3 separate regions of the Mus musculus genome follow, and regions 1 and 2 are each linked to region 3. A link is a loop called in an ENCODE intact Hi-C map of the cell type or tissue named here. Cell type or tissue: left cerebral cortex. All regions are shown on one strand.

What was found. Peaks named below come from ENCODE experiments on the same cell type or tissue, not always from the same donor. Only the 100,000 strongest peaks of a DNase experiment are listed, where the experiment ranks them.
Region 1: a loop joins it to region 3, with 2.8 times the contacts of the local background. A loop is called at or near these places in 3 of 42 quality-filtered maps.
Region 2: it touches region 3 in a loop (3-fold over the local background); 3 of 42 quality-filtered maps call a loop at or near these places.

The regions. Positions count from the first base shown.
Region 1 is chr13:103,098,457-103,103,456 of GRCm38, reverse strand. The region is part of intron 3 of Mast4 (microtubule associated serine/threonine kinase family member 4); the gene reads left to right. Gm30050 (a long non-coding RNA gene) reads right to left here. Exons shown (of 2, transcript XR_382842.1): 2 at 2,545-2,815. Among named protein-coding and RNA genes, the nearest start is that of Gm30050, 3.9 kb to the right of the region's middle. In left cerebral cortex, a CTCF peak has its summit at 2,253 (motif pointing left); a DNase peak (open chromatin) is centred at 712.
Region 2 is chr13:101,717,834-101,722,833 of GRCm38, reverse strand. All of the region lies in intron 2 of Pik3r1 (phosphoinositide-3-kinase regulatory subunit 1), which reads left to right. Among named protein-coding and RNA genes, the nearest start is that of Pik3r1, 48 kb to the left of the region's middle. In left cerebral cortex, a CTCF peak has its summit at 3,112 (motif pointing right); a DNase peak (open chromatin) is centred at 3,134; H3K4me3 peaks cover 327 bases; H3K27ac peaks cover 337 bases.
Region 3 is chr13:102,742,560-102,747,559 of GRCm38, reverse strand. The region is part of intron 26 of Mast4 (microtubule associated serine/threonine kinase family member 4); the gene reads left to right. Among named protein-coding and RNA genes, the nearest start is that of 1700099I09Rik, 15 kb to the left of the region's middle. In left cerebral cortex, a CTCF peak has its summit at 2,439 (motif pointing right); DNase peaks (open chromatin) are centred at 214, 1,742 and 2,406; H3K27ac peaks cover 3,549 bases.

The sequences.
Region 1 (5,000 bases), 360 kb before region 3:
GGATGGGATGGAAGGGAGCTCGGTGCGAGAAGCGTGGGCTTGCAGCATATTTCATAGGCATATGCTTGCTACTGACCCCACCTGCCATTTGAACTGAATTAAAGGTAACAATAGAGTGTGCCTTGGGCTCCACTTTCTCACAGAGGAGAGTGAGGCCTCGGCCCTCTCCTCATCCCTCAGTAAATTCCTGGACAGAAGAGTCTGGAAGCCAAGAGCCTTGGAGGCAGAGGCTCTGAGAGGCTCTGAGTAGGAGGAGGAAGAACAGTGGAAAGTCCTGCTTGTGTACCACTGAGGAAGGCCACAGGTTCCCAGGCAGAGCTGTGCCGGGCTCCCCCCCCCCCCCCCAGCACACTGATGCTGGTTTCTACTGATGCTGGTTTCCCATCAGGTCACTCCCTTCCCTTTCCTCTTCCCTAAGCCCACGATACCTTGACACCTAAGAAAGAGGAGGCTCCGGAAGGGGGACTTGAGGGACTTGCCATGGCCTGTACACTTGTCTGGGGTAAAGCCCGGATAGGTCTGGCTGGCTGCCTATGCAGGGCAACTTCTGGAGAATGGAGAATGACGTCACAACTGGGATTTCCCCTCTCCTTCCCAGCACTGCTCAGAGTAGAACAGTCTTGCTCTGAGTCATTTGCTGGAAAAGGAGAGGGGGATTTAAGGAGTACTCCCTTGGTGGCGAGTTCCAGAAAAGTTATTGGGCTATGAAATAAAGAGCTGCCAGCACTGTCCCGCCCCCGGGACATATGCTGGGCCTGGCACAGCAGCTGAGAGAATGCCCTTGGCTATGCGTAGGTAGTGTGACTGTAGCTAAGTGTTGCTTGTATTTGGAAGTGTGTAATTGAGAAGGCAGAGACCCATGGGTCAGACTGAGAGGAGACCCAGAGCTGCTCCCCCAGCCTGTCTCTGGATATTCTCTTCCTTCTCCCTCTCCCCCTCCCCCTCCCCCTCCCCTTCTCTGTGCCAGTCCTGCTCAAGGCCTTTCAGTCCTCGGATGCTCCTTTTCTGTTAGAAGTCCAACATCCCTTGGGGTTTCCATGCCCTTGCTGGTATATTCTGATCACTGACCTCTTATGATATTTTCCCCCATAGAGGGGAAGGGATCTAAGTGCCCTTCATATCTCTGTCTCTCCTTGGTTTAACCACTATAGGAGAGGAAAGGATGGAGGTAGGGATGTAGACTCCAGCCTGGTCTGAGTTGGTGGCTTGATTCTGCCTGTCTTTGGCTGTATACTCTTAGGAGATACTTAACCCCTCAGATGCCAGTTTCCTCGTCCATGGTGGGGACCAGGGCTTACCTGATGTGTGGGAATGTTGCTGTTCGGTGGTCAGTGAGATGACTGATTGGCATATAGTATATGACCAACAAATGTCAATCACTATGATTTATAAGTGAAAGGAGTGGAAATAACGTACAGATATTAAGGAGGAATTGAAATAGGCATATAAACAAGGCTCTTGAGCAAAGCCCATGACTATGGGTCTCCGTCCCATTCAGAGAGACACAGGGACATGATTGCTACCACAGTCGATCTTTGTATGCCTTCTCATGAATGATCATCCCCTTTGTGCCCCATATGACCCAAAACTTTTTAATTAAAAAGGCAGCAAACAGATTCATTGGTAACAGTAGTAATTTTGTGAATGGAAAGCATAATTAGTGGTTTAGTGGGTGAATGTATCCATTTGGCAATATTGACTTCCCTGGGGAATGACTAAGTAAGACACTGAAGCCTTCTCTCTCTTTCAGGTATCTTAACAGGATACGATGATGGGACTAGTTTGTCATTATCTGTAGCCCTTCTTGAGAAGTAACTGTCATCACCACACTTATGCATGAACACATTTAGAAGCATCCCTCTGAGCTGTGATGAATTCCAGAAAGCTTACAGAGTGCTCTGGGGGGCTGGGGCTGGGGGGCAGCAAACTGGCGTTCCTCTGCCATTGCTGCTTCTGGGTCAGGTAGAAAGTCAAGGGAGAACGAACCTTCTTTGTGGGGAGATGAGACCCTCTCCCTCCTTTGACATGGGGCCTCTGGGTGGACAGATGTTCAGAAGGAAAGGCTGGGTTTGCTGGGAGGGGAAGATGGAGCCGGGGGAGTCAGGTGCAGAGGGTAGATCTGAAAATCTCAAGTACCTTTGCTTTATAAAAAACAAACATGCAGGGCTCGGGAGATGGCTCAGCGGCTAAGAGCACTGGCTGCTCTTCCAGAGGTCCTGAGTTCAATTTCCATCAGCCACATGGTGGCTCACAACCATCTGTAATGGGATCTGATGCCCTCTTCTGGTGTGTTTGAAGAGAGCATCAGTGTACTCATATACATTAAATAAATATTTATTAAAAAACAAAACAAAACAGGCCGGGCGTGGTGGCGCACGCCTTTGATCCCAGCACTCGGGAGGCAGAGGCAGGTGGATTTCTGAGTTCGAAGCCAGCCTGGTCTACAAAGTGAGTTCCAGGACAGCCAGAGCTACACAGAGAAACCCTGTCTCGAAAACAAAAACAAAAACAAACAAACAAAAAAAGAACAACAAAAACCATGTATACAAACAAACTCAATAAGCATTCAATTGCCAGAGGGTGGATACAATCCAAGGAAACCTTGATGCAGGGTAACCAACCCAGATCTTCTGGATACAGGGTTCCAAATAGGTCGTAGACAGACATCCCACAAGAGTCAGACCTGAATTCTTAGGTCACACATCAACACTGTGCCAGTGGCTACGAATCTCCATTGCCTCTTTGTGAAAAGCGGCCAAATGTTCCTTTTCCTGATTGGAATTTGGAATTGTTTTTGTCTCTGGAAGACACTGACCTGCAATAGTTATTGAAATGTCATTTTGACCTCTATCTTAGCGACCATAGATTTTTGAATGTCTCATGACCTAAACAGTGCCAAGGGTGGATGGGGTTGTGAGGTACCCATGTAAATATTTGTAAACCAAATACTACAAAACCCCTTGATTTAGACCACAATGCATGACAAAGCCCACTGAGTTGTCTTATTTGAATATAAACGTAAAGGGGATGTGTACTGAAGTTTGTGTTTTGTGAACTTTCTCTCAATATTGTGAACATGTTCTGTGAAGGTATAAAATCACAGGGAAAAATGAGTTTATTAATGGAAATTAGCCTGGATCCCAATTATTACCTGTGAATAGTGTCATCATTTGAGGGTTTTATTGCGTTTTAACACATGGCTTATCTTGATGAGAAAATATACGGCAAAGGCTAAGTGTAGCAATTTCCCTTTACTGTTCCCTCCGCTCAGCCGTTATTGCCTGATGTGATTTTTCAGCAGTCTTTCATTTTTGTCCCAAATGTTTTTGCCCCTGGCTTGTTTTGTTTCTTTAAAATGTATGTGTATCACTTCTCAAAGTGATACATTTTGACAGGTAATCGATACTTTTTTTTTCATACTAGATTTGACGGTTATAATCTTCATCTTAGACTTAGTTAAGGGTGGAATGCTAACCTAGATTTTTATCTCAAAATATCCCTTTGTTAGGAGACACACTCTCTGTCCTCAGCCACAGTCCTTTCAGACCTGTGCATCAAGGCGGTTCTACCTCCAAGGTGCCTGCTGCATAGGCTCTGCTTATCAGAGACACACATCAGCTACCTTTCTGACAGTGTGTCCCCAGAGCATCTTCTGGTGGCACTTCCAAACAGCTTCCACCATCCATCACAGAAAAGATGCTTCTGACCTCCCTCCCCGCCTCCCAGGAAAGTGTGGTCTTTATTTTCAGAGCAAAGGTGTTTTCCCTTTTTCTCTTTAGTGGCAGCTTTACTTTTTCCTGAAGTACTAGCAGGCTGAAGATCATGGTCTTCAACGCAAAGATATATATATATATATATATATATATATATATATATATATATATATATATATATATATACACACACACACATACACACACACACATATATATATACATATACATATACATATACATATATATATATATATATATATATATATATATACACACACACACAGACACACACATATATACACCGTGGGGGGGGGGGGGCAAGCTCAGCAGGTATAGATGCTTACCTCCAAGCCTGTGGACCCTGGTTCAAGTCCCATAACCCAGGTATAGGAGACAAGTCCTCAGAGTTCTCTGCCCTCCATGTATGCATAAGTAAACACATTAGTGGTGTTTTTTGTTGTTGTTGTTTTGTAAAAAGAACCATGAATGGGGGCTGGAGAGATGGCTCGGTGGTTAAGAGCACTGGCTGCTCTTCCAGAGGTCTTGAATTCAATTCCCAGCAACCACATGGTGTGGCTCACAACTATCTATAATGAGATCCAATACCCTCTCTGGTGTTTCTGAAAACAGCTACAGTGTGTGTGTGTGTGTGTGTGTGTGTGTGTGTGTGTGCATGTGTGCGTGTGCATGTGTGTGTGTGTGTATCCACATCTTTAAAAGTAGAAAAAAAAAAAAAGAACCATGAGTGACTTTTGCTTTCCAAAGTTGAGCTTTATGGTTGAAAAAATAAAATGCTTCTTCCCCTAAAATCAGTATGCCTTCCTTCTTAGTCTGTAAGCAGACAGCAAAGACTTTCAAAGACATAGATATGGGCTTTATGGCTGCCCAGGTTTTGGAGGGCTCTTAGAATTCAGGGAAGTTTTGGTGCTTCTTTGAGGACTACTGGAAAGTGAAGGGGCCGTGGGTACCGCTTCTGTGGTTCTTGGTCTTCATTTCCCAGGGAGAGGTGTAAGTGCCCGGGGCAGTGAGCATGGGAGCCGCTCTCCTGGGACCTTTACAAGCCCATTTGGCTGCCTTTAATTGGGCTTTTCTTTTCCATCAAGAGAAAAAGAACAGACTATTTTAACACCTTCAATTTTAAACAGGATGTACAGTTTTGAAGGCATCTTCTTTTCAAACTGTGCCTTATGCCCAAGTTTATTGGTGTGTTTTGAGTTGTTTGATGACCAGTTTAGTGCTCTCCCTCCAACCCCCCCCAACACACACACACACACACACACACAC
Region 2 (5,000 bases), 1.0 Mb after region 3:
AGCCAGGGACAGATGGAGAAGCGTCAGATGCAAGAACCTTACTAATCACACCGTTTCAGTAGAGCCCTGCTCATGTCCTGCTCTCACGCTGGACACTATGACAAACTCCGAGATAGCTGGAAACCCAACAGGTTTTTGGCTTGTGTCAAATGCTGTGGGTGTTCCCAGCTCCACTCAGCTCAGCCCAAATGCCTTTCCAGGAGGGCAGAGCCATCTTGAATAACCCCAGTAAAAGTGTGCCTGCTTACTCGATCCTCTTGGAACACTATGGTATAGTTCATTTGTTTGTCTTAATAGTTTTTATTTTGAAATGAATACATCCCCCAGATGACCAAAGCCACACAGAAGAAGATCGGAAGACTGTTTGAAAGAGCACTGCTGTCTACCCAGTTCTGAGTCTACCAGTCTTGTGTCACAGCCTGCTGGCAGGTCCTTGCTCTGTGCTGACATTGTTCCAAGTGTGACTAGGGCGGGCAAGAATGACCGTAAAAGTTTTGGTTAATTCATTTTCTGTTTTACATTTATAAGAGTAAGTGCAGGATGCATGTCAGGAAACTTGATTCCACGCCTCCTTCTGTTCAGAGCCCCTGTTGCAGGGCCCTGTGACTTGTTTCTGTCCCAGTCTGAAGTCCACATGGTGGCTGTGTCATGTATTCTGCGTGATTTCATCTAAGATCTGGCATTTTCCCCTTCCAAAGTGAATGGTCAGTTGGGAAAGGAGAGAACTGTGCCCAAGCTGCTCTCACAAGCACTCTTGTGGTTTTTAAGAGTGAGGAGGGATGTGTGTCGAGTCGCTATGATGGGGCTTGCTTCCATTGGACAGCCAGCAATCAGATATGCTATGCATTTAATGGTGGACTCTCTTAGGAAAGAAGACTATGTTCTGTAAAGGCCAGACCAGGCAAGGAGCAGTTCTCACTTCCTGAGTCCGTTCTCTGGCCACAGAACCACTAATAATGTTGCCATCTGGCTCTGGACAGTCCATTGATGAAGTACTTACTTAGTACATGGGGAGTCCCTTGAATTGAATGCTGGTTCTGGCTGGTTTGGTTGTGTGAGACTGAACAAATTCTTTATCTGGGTCTCCGGTCTGCCCACCTCCTCATAAAGATGGGATGATGGCAGAGCCCTCCTCACGGTGTTGTGGACAATTGTATTTGGAAATTTCAGTACACCCACTCAAGTCCAGAATGTAGCACATATTAAATCATCATCATGTTGGCCACGACGATGACGACGATGACGACGACAGTCTTTGTACCCACAGTTCAGATGCTCTGGCCTTAGTGCATTGTCTCTGATCTTGTGTGGAACGGGATTATTTTCCCATAACCACATTTTAAAAAACATAGTTTTCTGAAGAATGAAATGACTGAATGGTAACACACACACACACATACACACACACACACACACACACACACACCCCAGAATAACCTGTGGTGGGAGCAGAGTGGGCTCCTCAGACTAAGCCACCTGTCCCTGTCCTGTCATTGACTGACTGTAGTAGTTCACAGGCAGATTTGTTCCCCCACCCTTTTCTCAGAGTCCTATAGTGCTGTGCATGCATTGCTCAGAATTCCAAAACCATCAAAGGAGGTTACTTTGACAGATGACTCAGAAGTAGGGAAGAGTGAGGACTGGAAAGAGAAGCCCTCCTAGAGCCTTAACCTCTTTGCGGGGGGGGGGGGGGGGGGGGAGGGGGGGAGGGTAAGCACTCACACCAGCCTCCCAGTCTATCCCAAAGGAGACAAGGAGGCTGCTGTGTCGGCTCCCGGAAGTGGCCTCAATGTGTAGCGGCCTGAATGTGTACCATAGTTTCCACTATCCCCTTTCCTCCCTCACTAACTGGCTTCATGCTATTCGCAGTTCCACGGTCTTCCTTCCCCACCAGATCTGAACACACAGAGGCTCCTGCAGCCATGATCTCTGATTTGTAGCTGCCCCAGGCTTTGAGATTCACGTTAAGGCCACATGGCCCGTTGTCTTCTGCGAGGTCCATGTTCAGAGGTCACCGGAGCTCTTCAGTCTTTTTTATTCTAGCAGAGTGAAAATGAATACTTAATTTGCAAAGCCTGCTTTAAGCCCCACACCTTAGGTTCAGAAGGATAGGTCATTGTAACCAGACGATGTGTCAGTGACTCCTACCACCCTCTCACTTTCTAATGTTTTGCACACACATTTGAAGGAACCTGTGCTTGCTGATGCCAGCCATCCCTAACACGTGATTGACAGGGTTTCGGTAGCATGGCAGCAGAGAACACTTTTTGGATATTTTCTTTAGTTACATTTCAAATGTTTTCCCCTTTCCAGGTCTCCCCTTTGGAAACCCCCCTATCCCATTCCCCCTTCTCCTGTCTCTATGAGGGTGCGCCCCCCCCAACTCTCGACCTCCCGCCCTGGCTTCCCTTACACTGGGGCATTGAACACCCTCAGGCCCAAGGGCTGCTCCTCCCACTGATGTCCAACAAGGCCATCCTCTGCCACATATGCAGCCAGAGCTATGGGTCCCTCCATGTGTATTCTTTGGTAGTTGGTCCAGTCACCAGGAGCTCCGGGGTGACTGGCCTGTTGACACTGTTGCTCCCTATACGGGGCGGCAAACCCCCTCAGCTCCTTCAGTCCCTTCTCCAACTCCTCCATCAGGGAGGGGACCCCCCACGCTCAGTCCAATCAACCATTGGCTGCTAAATCCACCTGAAAGGTGTAAATTTAATACTTTCCTATTTAGCTATGTTTCCAACTCCCCCCTAGAGTTTAAGAACTAGAAGCAGTTTAATATGGCTGGTCTTATTAATCCTATTAATCTTTGACAATTTCTCTCAGCTGCACCGCGAGGATCCCGAGATACTGGATATTTAGTTCAAAGTTCCCTGACTCTCACTGCCCATAGAGAAACCAGGAACAGCTCAAGCATGTTCCTCCTCTTTTGGATCCCCCTCCCCCCCTTTTCTTTTCTAGATATAGTGACAGTTGTGCCTAGAAGAGGATCTAGTCATACAAAACATAAAACTCACAGAGAGGCCACGGCTGGCTTTTAACCCCTCTCTGGTTTTCCTAAGTGGCTTCAATGAGCATGTCTTTACAAGGCTGTTGCAAAAGCGACCAGCAGGCGGAGCCCTAACGCAGTCTTACAATGATTTCTTTTCACTTCTCCCCTTGAACGAAGTTGCCCAAGCGCTATTGGAGCCAATTGAAAACATCTGTTGTTTTATTTATAGCTACAATTTCTAAGAAGCATATTCTATAGCGGTTGAAAAAGGAGTTGACAGCTCATAATTCATAAAGTTACTGGGGCTAATCTGATAGAACAAAATGTACAAAACTCCTTCCCATGGTGCAGGCGCTATCACTTCCTGTTCAACCCTACAAAGAAGTAGTGGCTAAGCGGGGCGGAAGGGGAACACAGAAAGGGTCCTCTGTGAGATGCTAATGGCAGAAGAGAGCACCCCACAGCGAGGGCAGTGCCTTCCCCTCTGCCAGGCTGAGTCACTGGTTCTTTTTCATTAACAACATCCCAGGTATTTCCATTTATAGAAAATCAGCATTTTCCCACCAATCCCACTTTGCAGCCAGGAAGTTTCAGCTGCGTCCTGTCTGCAGGAGTAGGAGCTAAGGTGTTGATTAAAAAGCCTGACTGGTTGCCACCCAGATGGGCGGCAGGCTTATTTTACAACTTTTCATTCAGCAGGTTGCTCCTTTATATTGAGTTGCCTACTTCACGCTCCCCCCCCCGCCCCCCAGACCTTTAAGCAATTATTACGACACAAGCACTCCTCAAATGTCATCTCCCTGTTTGTTAGCTTATTCTGAGAATCTTTGGCGGAACAAGGTCAGATGCAATCAATATATACTTAATATTTTGCGACAGTTCTATCTACAGTGCTTCCTGGTATTGCAGTTAAGGGAAAAAAAAAGTTAGCCTGACATAAATGAGTTGCCATAGCTTAGTACTAGTTCCAACTGGCGGTGCTTGTAAGAGACTGTACTGAGACAGTCCATCTTGCTTCAGTGGGCCCATTTAACGTTCTTAAAGCCAAGGTCACTTCTTTAGTGAAGAGGTGGGTAAGTTTGTGTTCATTTATTTGATGAATGTGGTGTCTTTTGATAGAGGAAAATGTGTTCGCCCACCAGAATTAATTGCCCGCGCGGAACAGTAGTAGTAAAGACATATTGCTTGACTTCTTTCAAACCATGACCCTTCACACCATTAAGGCTGTGTTTACCTTTATCTCAAGATCATTTGCCTTTATTCTGTGGAATAAAGCTTTCTGCCTGTGTCTTTTTTTTTTTTAATTAAGGGGTTTTGTTAATGAATAACTCTGACTGTTACAACCTCAGTTTCTCATGTATTTCTCGAATTTTATTGTGAATTTTCCATTCAGTATTTTTGAGTCATTCATCTTTCTTGCCCATCCCATATGCAATCCATCTTTCTCTTCTTCTTCTTCTTCCTCTGATATTCTAGTCTCCATATATTTTGTTGTGGTTATTTATTTTTACACGTATGGGTGTTTTGTGTGGGTGCCGTGTGCATGTCCTGCCTTCAGAAGCCACAAGTCGTCACTGGATCTCCTGGGACTGGAGTTAGCCATTGTGAACTGCTGTGCGGGCACTGACAATCGATCCTGAGTCCTTTGGAAGGGCAGCTAATGCTCATACCCACCAGTGCCCAGGTCTTTACTGGACCTTTCTTCCACCTGATGACTCACAGTGAGCCCTTCATAGTTTGCCAAATATGATAAGTTGGCCAGTTATTTTTAGCTGAATAAACCCAGTGACATTCCTGAGGAAGAATGTGCTTAGTTTAGCCTTATGAGAAAAATATTTAATAAATGCTGTCCCAAAAATATTTAGCCTGGCAGGGGCTCAGGCCTGATAAAGGAGAAGTGATGGTAAGATGCTGACCCACCAATCCCAGCCCGACTTGAACAAACATGCTTCTTGTCACCAAGGCCCGTACGTGTTGCCAGGATCGTTTATATCCATCTTATTCAAAG
Region 3 (5,000 bases):
GTGGGCCACTGCAAGGGTGCGAACATGGTGGGGTGTGCTATGCCATGGCACTTCCTGAAGCTGTAGAGTGCTCTGGCACACATTTAAGGCAGTAGATCCTGCCTCTGGATCATAAAGGAAGCACCCAGGAGCAGTAGCTAGTGTAACGAAACAAAGAAGATGCAAGGGATTTAATTATCGCCCCGGCGGGCGGGCGAATTGCGTAATCATGCAGCTTTCTGCCAAACTTAAGCAGCAGTTCTTGAACAAAGAGTGTAAAGTGACCAGCATCGGCAGTGGGCGTCTACACGCCATGGCCGGCTTCATACTGCAGTGGCAGCTCTGTGTAGTATACCTGGCTGATTAATTTACAGCCTCTGTGTAGTATACCTGGCTGATGCTAATTTACAGCCTCTGTGTAGTATACCTGGCTGATGCTAATTTACAGCCTCTCATGGCATCCTTAGGAAACAGCAGCAAGATCACTAGTAGGGCTGTGTGCACACATGTAGAAGCACAGGAACTACAGTATCTGTCTCGTGGGTTGAGAACACCAGGAGCACTTTCTACATCTCATTGCTGCACCTTGAGTCTCATTTCCCCTTACAGCGTTGAAGTAGCCCTGCTGTGGAACCTTCAGCTCACGAGTACAGGGAGGCGGGTCCAACAGCAGTCAGCAGTGTAGACTCCTGGGATGAGTGGATGGTCAGGTCCCTCATTCCTTCCCTTCCAGGAGAGCTTGATCGTGGGACAGCATCAGTCTTTCTAAAATAACTTCATGGTCTTTCGTAGATGGAGACCATAGTGTCCCAGTTTTCAGCCTTTGCTCGAGCGATAACAGGTCAGGCTTAACCCTATAATTAAGGAACTTTCCACTCAGCCGTATTACTTTGTTTAAATTCTTGGTGCATAAGAAAACCTCTAGGCCTCACCAGCACTTGGTTCAGGAACTTCAGGAACTCTGGGAGCTTCTCAAGTATGGGGTGGGGACAACCAAATGGCATGACTGTCATCCTTCCGTATTTCCTTGTATTTCCAGAGCTTTGGGCTAAATGCTGCAAGCGTCATCTAAAACAACTCAGGGAAATAGCTGATGGGGAGCTGAGGTTATAGTTCCGTTGGTAAAGTACTTCCCTGGCAAGCATGGGGACTTGAGTTTGATCCTCTAGAACAGTGGTCCTCAGCCCCCTAATGCTGTGACCCTTTATTACAGTTCTCCATGTGGTGGTGGCCCCCAGTCATAAAGTATTTTCATTGCTACTCCATACAGTAATTTTCTTACTGTTATGAATCCTAATGTGAATATCTGACATGTGATCCCCTAAAGGGGTTATGACCCACAGGTGGAGAACCACTGCTCTAAAACCACACGGGGTGCAGACACCTGCAGTCAGTGGCACTTGTGCACTCACCACTGGGGAGTAGAGACAGGAATGTCACAGGCTTTGCTGGTCAGCCAGGTCAGCCTACTTGGTGAGTTTCAGATCATGTATCAAGAAACAAGGATGTCTTCTGGCCTCACATGCTTGTGCGTGTGCACACGTGCACGCACACACACACACACACACACACACGATCCTACACAAAACTCATACACATACATAGCTAATGAAGCAAGAGTACTTGGCACCCGCCAGGCTCTGCTGGGTTTTACACAAATTCATGTGACCCTCGGTTCTTCTCTGAGGCAGATGCTATAAATAGAGGTGTCCCCATTTTCCAGACACACAAACCAAAGTAGAGAGCCATGAGCAAGGCAGCCACAACCATCTGCTAGGTCAGTGATTTCAACCCAGGCAGCGTGAGTCAGAGGCTGTGCTTTCAGTGCCTACCACACACTTCTCCAACACAAGCATCTAATTAGGAGTGCCTCATCATCCAGTGCTCACAGTAGGAAGGCCTAGCATCACCAGGCTATAATCAAAGTGCTAAACCTAAGGAACAGACTGTAAACGTGGCAGAAGTTCCCAAGAAGGAAAGACTACTGGCATCGAAAAAGCTCAAGAGAACTGAGGGTTAATCTGTACAGGCCTTAAATGATGGTTCGGGGAGTTGAGGAGAAGTAGGGATAGCCCAGGCAACATGGATAGAAATGCAAATGTGAGGTGGGTGGGTCTCAGGTGTTGGGAAGTACACAGTGAGCCTAGTAGGTTGAGGCCTTGGTTCATGTTGGGGTAAGGTGTGCTAGCAGGCTGGAGCTAGGGCGGAGGATGAGAGTCAGGGCCACAACACAAGGGAGGCCAGAAGGAAGAAACCTTGACTCAGTTCAGCCCACTTAAAACTTCTCCTCTCCCCTTGTGCACTGAAACCCGGAAAGACTTGCAAGTCAGAGCAAACTAAGCAGACATCTAGCAGTCAGCTTGCCTAGTTCTGTTGCTGCTGCTATTGTTTTCTCAGACAGCTATCACAGAGTTCTCTCACGCCCCAGCTTCCTTGTAGCTCCTGCTGTAGCTAGGTGGATCCACTAGGTGGCAGGCTTCGCAAACAGCACCCAGTATTTTTTTTTTTCTATTCATTTACCATTTCTCCTGATGCTTCTGATTAATATTTGCATGATGCACCTTGTGCATTTTTTACTACAGGAGCTGTCTTTGGTGTATGAATATCAGTCCAACAAACCGCTTTTTGAAAAGTCATAAGTAGAAACAAACAAAAAGTAGGTTTAGCTTTTGTGGAAGGGGGCATTTATTCAGAGCCTCAATACATGCTGAGTCAGCGGGCCCTGCTCCTCTCCATTTTCTAGTGAGAAGCACTCATGATTTGTACTCTAATTTATCATTCACAATTTTATCATGCTTATGCCTCCTTCGTTTTTCAGTGATCTAGTTCTCTGAGCATGCCCCACATGGCCCATGATGGTTTGCTGACCGCCACTGTGGTGGACACAAGCCAGGCACTGGAGAGGTAGAGGGGACCAAGCACCCGCTGCCCATGCGGAGCAGATCGGGAAGGAGGGGCACTGGGGGATGAAGGACAGAGTAGCCAGACTTTGATGGTTCCATTTACCACCATGACTCTGAGAGCAAGAATCTCAGGGGTCCTTGAAACTGTTATCATTATCTATAGTCCAACAATGACAGTCCTTTCTCACCTCAGGAGTAGTGACCCAACCCTCGGATCTTGATTATAAGAATAAAGATTATACATGAGAATGACTTTAAAGCTAAATTGTATTTTTAAAACACCAGGTGGCATTGTTAGCCTCCTACTAGGATATGAAAGTCTGAGCCAGGTGTGACGGGACATAACCACAATTCTAGCCCTCCAGAGGCTGACGAGGAAGAACTGGCACATGTTTGAGACCAGTGTGGGCTACCCTGTGAGTTCTGGGCTAGCCTGATCTACAGTGTTAGACTGTGCTTTAAAAAAAAAAAAAAGGCAATGTTGAGATGCATTGGAATACAAGCCCCAGTGGCTCATGGGATATCAACCTAGTGATCATATGGAGGTGTGTGTGCACTCAGTATAGGAAAGTAGCAAAGAACACTTTTGAAAGATAAGTCCCAGCAGCCTTGTTGCCCCTTTTCATCCCATTCATGAAGGCCTCCTTCCACGAATCTTCAATAGCGAATTTTCCACTTGGTGAGAAATAAGCCAACCTCTCCCGTTAAAGAAAATGTAAATGTTTTAAAGTTTTGCACCTACATGTAGGACATATGACTTACCTTTCTGTTGGAATTCAGACCCCACCTACCTAAAATATTTTCTGCAAATCTATTATTAGGTGGGAGATTATACTTCTAAAATGATATATGAAGAGCTATGAAGGCAATAATAAAAACACTGTGTTTTCAATTATAAGCCAGAGATAAAACATCAACAAAGAGCTCCCTGAAGCAGTGGTGGCCAGCCTGTGGGTCGTAACCCCTGGCGTTTGCAAACCCCTGCATATCGGATGTGTACATTAGGATTCATAACGGTAGCAAAATTACAGTAAAAAAGTAGCAGTGAAATAATTTTATGGTTGGGGGTCACCACAGCTATATTAAAGGGTCACAACAGTGGGAAGGTTGAGAACCACTGCCCTAAAGAAATATAAATAACTAAGGAACCATCAACTCATAAAACTGAAACTCAGAAAAGAGTAGCGGTGGGGAGACACCAGTAGGCAGCCAAGACAAAGCATGTCCTTAGAGAATCTTTGTTGAGAAGTTTCCAGACATGTGAGATGGAAAATAGAGAGCTACAGATATGACATTAAGATTGTTGATAAGATGTGCATATGTTTATACATGTTCAAAGAATGACGAGGATGCGCTAGGGATGATGTAGCTATGTAATTTAATGCCAGAGTGTTGCTTAGCATACACCAAGGCCCTCCGTCTGATTTTCACGCTTCCTTCTCAAAAACAATTAAAACCCAGCAGGAGATAGATTGAAATATCATCAGTTGTAGCTGAGTGGAGATTTCAATGATTTTTTTTTCTTTTACTTATGCTTTCCCATTTTTGGTTTGGTTTTGTTTTGTTGTTTCTTATAATAGCATGCGATCCTTCCCGATCAGGGGAAAGAAGGCAGATATCAGCCAGGCAGAAATCTGCTTTCCCAGTCTCTGTTCCCACAAGAGTTTTCTTCCTGTTGCTCGGTATGGCTTAGAACTTAGCTTCTAGGTCCTGGCATTTTAAAAGGCCCTTGTTCTTGGGCTACTTCTTTCAAGTTTATCATGGCCACCTCTGACTTTGAAAGACTGTATTTGCTCTCTGGCTATTATGACATGCACAAAGAAATTGTAGGTAGCAGAGTCTCTGCCCACCTGACCCAGTGCCCCTAGGCCTGGCTGCTATTCACCTTCATTACTAGGACCTGCCTAGAATTCCCATCCCAAGGTGAAGTGAAAGGACTCAGAAGCCCACCGGGAATTATGTGACTGTGCGTGACCTGGTTAGAGTACTCTCCCAGGGGCGGGCACATAACTTCCCAGCACTGTGAGGTGACAGGTTTTATGACAATAAGAGAGGAACCTTCTAACATCATTACAAATAAAAGTCTCATTCGGTTCTGTCGCCCTATGATTTCTAGGT